Linked DNA regions of Mus musculus: region 2 is linked to region 1. Evidence: chromatin contacts called from ENCODE Hi-C or POLR2A ChIA-PET data. All regions are on one chromosome and are shown on one strand. The core of a region is the stretch at or near the end of the contact, and the rest is flanking DNA. Distances in the headings are between cores, read along the strand shown.

Region 1 (3,237 bases), core at 553-3,052:
CTCTGTGAGCCTAACTCAGGGCTAAGAATGACAGGTGACAGGCCAATGTTTAGTTTTTAAAAAAAAAGGAAGAGGAAGAACTTGAGTAACAAGATGAATCCACCCACCACAAAATCCTGCTAAATGCCACTGTATCAAGGGTTAAAAATGTATCTCTGACACATAATTAACATTCTTGGGGTTAGCCAAGTGATCCATCATGATGTTAATGCTTTCTTCTTCATCTTGATTTAAAACAGATTGTGTCGCCAGGGCAAACAGCTGAATCTAAGTTCCCGCCCCCACAGCTGTCCAGCCTCCCACCTGTCCCAGGACCTCCCTAGAATGGAACGCCCTACCCCCCCATCCCCATCCCACACACACATACACACACACACACACCACCCCCACTTCACTGATTTTTGTTTTTTCTGCAAGACTTCAAGCCTCTATGGCTTTCATTAAAATCCAACTCAAACTACTAGCATTCCACCGAAGGTGGAGGCGTACGTATTCGCTAGGAAATAAATGGAAGAGAACAGGGCACTAGCAAAAAACTCTCACTGTAAAGCTAAGTGAATCGGATCCCAGCCAGTTCCCTTCATGCTGCAGGAAACGCTTTCATCCCTCCAGCCTCCAGCCCACGCCATCCACGTCACACTCCAGGCGACAAAATGAAGGAAGGTGACTGCACGGCAGCGTGTTCTGTTCTGTCTGTCTTTCAGCAACTTAGCCTGGCAGGCAAAATTGTTGAAAGTGAGGAACAGAGGCAGAGCTGCATAACTCACGGTGAGTTAAGAGAAGTGGGTGGGGCAGCAGCCTTGGAAAGCATGACCCATCCATCCATAGTCAGTGATAAAAGGTGACATGCTTAAACACATCCCTCAAGGAAAAGGTTGACTTCAATGAAAAGCAAGCAAACACACACCCACACACACACACACACACACCCACACACACACACACACACACCAAACCTGATGAGGATGAGTAGGTGTTTTTCAAAAATCTAACTAACCATACTTTGTTTCACTGGTGCTGGGAAGCTCACACTTTATAGGTGGTTTAAGACTCTTAAATTAGGGCCTGTGAGATAGCTCAGTAGGTAAAGGTGCTTGCTGCCAAGCCTGAGAACCTAAGTTCAATTCCCAGGTCTCACATGGTAGAGAAAGACGGACTTCTGAAATTGATCCTCCATATGCATGGTGAACACACACAAACGCACTACAATAAATAAATGTAGTAAGCATTTATAAACTAATTTTATTATTATATGTAAGTACACTGTAGCTATCTTTAGACACACCAGAAGAGGGTGTCAGATCTCATGACAGATGGTTGTGAGCCACCATGTGGCTGCTGGGATTTGAACTCAAGACCTTCTCTCCAGCCCATGAACTGATTTTAAAAGGCTCTTAAGCCAATCACATTTGTGGATCTCCCCATCCTTACAGCTTGTCTTGTCTCCCTCACTCTCCTTCCATACCTGTCTCCTGCAGTACCACGGCACTTCTGAGAGCCCCTACCCAGCCTTCACATGCTAATCACCCGAGCACTATATCTTATCTTGCACAAAAAAACCTGGGCCGGTCCCTGGCAATTACCACCATTAATCAGAAACTGCTCCCAAGATAAAACCAGATTGCATTAAACATACCAGATGATGAGTCCCTAGCTCACAGGGACTCTGTAGCCTCCTAGCAGCTGCTCCCAGGAGAAGCAGAACGCTGGCCCAGTCCGAAACCACTCGCCCAATTACAGTGGAGGCCAATGACAGGCCAGCATCTTTAAACCACACTAAAAGCTTCAACCTCGGCTTACTCTGGGCCACGCGCCAGAGGGATCGGCTATTATACCGGGCAGCCTGGCCCCTTGCAAATACTGTTTTCCCAAAAGGCTTCAGCTTTCACTGAGCAGCTCCTGCACAACAAAGCCAGTTCAGGGAAATTACCGAGGACAAACTTCCTAAAGAAACAGCGAGTGTAAAACCTTCTCAATAGGCAGGCCCTGTGTCCCTGCACCCTGCTAGAAAACCCTAGGGGAGGGCAAGTTGTTCAAATTAGAAACTAATTTATATCCTTAGCTTATTCTTAGTATGAAATGATTTCAACAGATACGATAGAATAAAAAAAAAAAACAACAACAACAAAAAACAAAACAACAACAACAACACATATACTGAAATTTTTCATCTTTCAGGTCCTTTGACCCCTGAACAGTTCCTTTGGGGGTTATGCGAGTGTCGTTTGTCCTGAATATTCTAGAGCCACACTTTCATGTCAGTAGTACAGTGAAGAAGCTCAACAGATACTGGAATCCAATCCACTTACAAGGGTTCCACAAGCCCGTACCTGTTGCCAGAGGCAAGGTCAGGATTCACACTGCTTTTTAATGAGCCTCTGCCAGTGAGCCTCATGCAGACACTTGTCTGTTAGCAAAGATGCAAATCATACCCACCCAGGCTGAAGGGAAGCAAATCCACTCAGCAGTCAAGATGTGGCAGGTTAGCTCTGTGCCCTAGGTAGGTCTTCAGTGTTGCTTAACGGTCTCAACCAGGCGGATGGCTGGCCGAAGGAATCCCATCAACACAGGAATCCCATCAACAGAGAAGGCACGAGTTAAGCCTGCTAAACGCTTAACATGGTTGCTGTTTTTGAAAGGTGTAGAGTGTGTGTGTGTGTGTGTGTGTGTGTGAGTGTGCGTGTGCGTGCGCGCGCGTTATATAAATCATGGGTAAGTATGTGTAACATTCTAATAATCCCAGCACTCTCTTGAACTAACATCGGGTAAGTATGGCAAGCATTTTACCAACTACGCTACCATTCCAGCTGCTCTATGAAAGTTGCGCATCTCGCACATTTTATCCCTGGGCTCCTTCAGCAACGTAGCATGTTCCATTTAACTCAGCTCCTTAGGACTGCTTTATACACCAGCTTATGCAAGCACCCTATCACAGAGAGAAGAAGAATGCGGTTTGATAGGGTTTAGAGTCTTATGTCTGCAGCACAGGCAATAATAAACCTATTCATCAAATAAACCCCTTGAGCACTTGAGAACACAAACTAGAGAAGACAGAAAGAAGCCTTCAGGATCGACAGTGGAAGCTGTTCAGGGCAAGCTCACCCACCTGAGGACTGTTCCACTTTATCGCAAGGCAGTGTCCACAAATACTGACCACAAAACCACAAGGTAACTGGTGGCTTTACATTTTCTTGACATGCTGGCTTTATAAAACTTTATAATATCGAGGGTGTTAAA
Region 2 (2,975 bases), core at 288-2,787, 63 kb after region 1:
GAAACCTAGCCTCCGAAAGCCACAGCTGGCTCCCCTGCCCCGCCCCCTAGTCTTCCTTTATAAGTAGCTGAAGGACCCCATCTGAAAGCCAAGCCATTCAGAAGCCTAAGAGACCTGATGCAAGTCGGAAGAGACAACGACAGTCGTGAGGTCTAGGCAATGGCACAAAAGTGGGGCACCCACTGCCCTGGGAAACGCTAGGCGCTCGCTGGGGTACAAATCGTCCCGCAAAGAACAGAACAGGATATGGTCGGAAACTTAAGTCAGATCTGCACGGATTCCCAAGGCCCCAACCCTCTTCCACCACCCTCCTTCCTGTTTATGGGTCCACTCCCACAACTCCGACTACTAAAGGGAAAGCAGACATCTCCAAAATATGTCAACACATGACACAACTTGAAGAAGCAGGCTGCTCTGTGGCGCGGGTTACAACTTGCCGGGCTCACACTGGCAAACAGGCTCACTTTAATTACTTTTCATTTACTATGCCACGCTTCCCCTCCAGGGCCCCCGCAAAGACCGGGGTTAGTGAGAACCGGGGAGCCCCGGTGGAGGGAACCAAAATGTGTGGGCGGAGAGCCAGACACCAGCCTCTGCTCGCACAGGCGCAGAACCAAGGTTGGCACCGCCTCTCTGGCTGCAGCAAGCCACGGTCGCGCGGCGCGGAGGCCGGGGCCCCGACACTACGCGGAGAGGACAGGGCTAGCCGACGGCCGGCCACCTTTGTCTGGCCTTCCCCACCCACCAGGACGCAGAATGCTTCCATGTAGAGGTCCACGACTTGGTTCGTGTTCTGGACTTGCTCGCGGTCGCCCGAGATGCCCCCACTTCCCGCGCGCCAGGAACAGCTCCTAGGCGCATCCCTGCGCTCCTGCACCACGGTCGCAGGTCGCCGGGGCCAGGAGGACCACCGTGCCCGCTACAACCACCGTGCTCGTTGCAGAACCCGCTCCTGCCGAGCCAATCTAGTAACACATTCGGGCCCGGCGGGAAGGAGCGACAGCCCGGCTCGCACACGCGTGGCCAGCCCCGGCCTTGTCTCACCTGCCCGAACCGTGTCCGAGAGGTCATGTCCCGGGGCCGTAGTCCTGGGAAACTCCTTCAGCTTCCTGGCGCTCAGGTTCAAGCCCCCAGAGTTGGCCGCCTCCTCCAGCGCGCGCTCCAAACCACGGTTCAAGGGCAGGTTGAAGCCGGTGCCGCCGGTGCCTCCGTGGTGCTGGTGGTGTTGGTGGTGTTGGTGGTGCTGGTGGAGATGCGGGTGCAGGGCGGTTACCGAGAGAGCGGGCGCGAAAGCTTGGGGTTCGCTTCCCGGCGTCGCCATCTTCTCCCGGTCCCCCGCCCCGCCGCTCCTGCGCGGGGTCACAGGTTTCCCCGGCGGTCCCGAGTCCCCGCAGCGCTCCCTCGAAAGCCGCGGGACTGCGGGAGGGGCGGCAAGCGGCGCAGAGGTGGAGGCAGCAGTTCGATCGCCAAGGTTTCCAGCCGGGGGAGCCAAGGGCTGCGGCGGCGGCAGCGACGGCAGCGGTGGCGCGCCTGTGTCTGCTCGTGCTCGCGCCCCCGCCCGCCGCTCCTCCTCCGCAGCTTGTTGGCGCTCCACCCCCGAAGCTGGCTGGAACTGGATGCACATTCTGGGTGACTTTCTCTCCAGCCCGACCCCTTGTAGTTTACACATCTGCGGGCCAGGGTATTTTGTCGGTTTCGTTTTTGTCTTCTGGGATTTTTTTTAAGCCGTTTATGAAAACCCAGGCGAGGCGGGAGACAAGATTTGGAATACAAGGTCACAGGGAGGAGAGTGGTTCTGGTTGATTGATCCAGAGTTGCCCCCAAAAGCAGTTTTTCCACTGTGGGTTTACCCTCACGGACGCCCCCTGGCATTTAGGTGCTTACCATACAAAATCTCTCACTAAATCCAGGAAATCTGTGAGTGGAAAAATTGCTTCCTTCAGCGAGAGGAAGTTAAAGCGAGCCGCGATCACCCCTGCAGAATTCGAACACGCAGCCCACAGTCACCAAAATTTTGCACCTTCACTACAGACCACAGGAACAAGAAAGACTTCAGGGCAAATAGACAAATCTATAGAGGAAGGGCTTTGAGAAAGGGTAATTTTTATGATAAAATACCCAAATTATTACTCCAAGCGTTAGAACGCCAAAGACCTAGTGATCACAAAGGTCATATCTTAAACCTAAGCCTAGGTACTATGAAATGTTCCGGGTGCGCCACCTTCTTATTCATGTGAGGCATGGGAACTGAACTGTCTGATTGCAAACAAATCTTCTGCCATGGGTTGACCTACAGTGGGCGCCTGAGCCAGGCCTTGCACCCCATGGAAGAGCCAGAGGACCTGTGTCACCTAAAGCCACCCAGCTGGAAGACTGATAAAGCCTCCATTCCCTTCCCACACCTTAACAGCCTGGGACCCAAAGCTTGATAGTCTCTATGGAGTGACTCGGCTTGGAGAAATGAGGCTGGAGTGAAGTATGGACATGATACAACTTTATCATACATACTACAGTAATGCAGATCTGTGATAGTCTAGGCAGCCGCGTGGACCTAATGACTTCTTGGGCTCAGCACTAAGTATGACATGATCTATGTCACTTGCATGGACTTCGCTACAGGGCTACCCCTTAATTCCTGAGATTCCAGGCTGAGAGCAAATCCTACTTATTCCGGAAGAAACAGGCGCCACCTAGTGGTGTGCCGCCCTCACCCCCCACCACCTTCCTCCTCTCTGGCTCCACTTCCTTCAAGTCTCTATGATTTCATAAACTGTGCCTTAAGCTTAGTTTTGTTTTCACCCTGTTCTGTAGGCGGTCTCTTCGATCTGTTGCTTCCTTTGTGGTGTAGAAGCATTTTCATTTCATTCAATCTTGCTTGACAGTTTTTGTAATCATTTCCTGTGAGCTTAGGGCTCTTTTCAGAGAATCCTTCCCAATTCCTGCATCATGGAGGGTTTTTTCCTGTTTTCCTTTGA

What was found. A loop is a pair of places that touch in the nucleus more often than their neighbours do. ChIA-PET counts read pairs that join two places held with the same protein, here RNA polymerase II (POLR2A).
Region 2: a map of left cerebral cortex shows a loop between it and region 1 (4-fold over the local background). The contact joins the promoter of Lrch1 here to the enhancer-like site in region 1. A Hi-C loop is called at or near these places in 6 of 37 maps with a recorded cell type or tissue (Patski, adrenal gland and left cerebral cortex). POLR2A ChIA-PET finds 5 or more read pairs at or near these places in 3 of 5 experiments (Patski and embryonic stem cell).

The regions. Positions count from the first base shown.
Region 1 is chr14:74,882,721-74,885,957 of GRCm38, forward strand. The region is part of intron 1 of Lrch1 (leucine-rich repeats and calponin homology (CH) domain containing 1); the gene reads right to left. Among named protein-coding and RNA genes, the nearest start is that of Gm10847, 38 kb to the right of the region's middle. Within about 2 kb of position 1,803, at least 2 of the 3 ENCODE cell types and tissues checked have a DNase peak (open chromatin) inside an H3K27ac peak, as active enhancers do.
Region 2 is chr14:74,946,340-74,949,314 of GRCm38, forward strand. Lrch1 (leucine-rich repeats and calponin homology (CH) domain containing 1) reads right to left here and starts at 1,538. Exons shown (of 19, transcript NM_001252132.1): 1 at 1,045-1,538. The coding sequence starts at 1,321.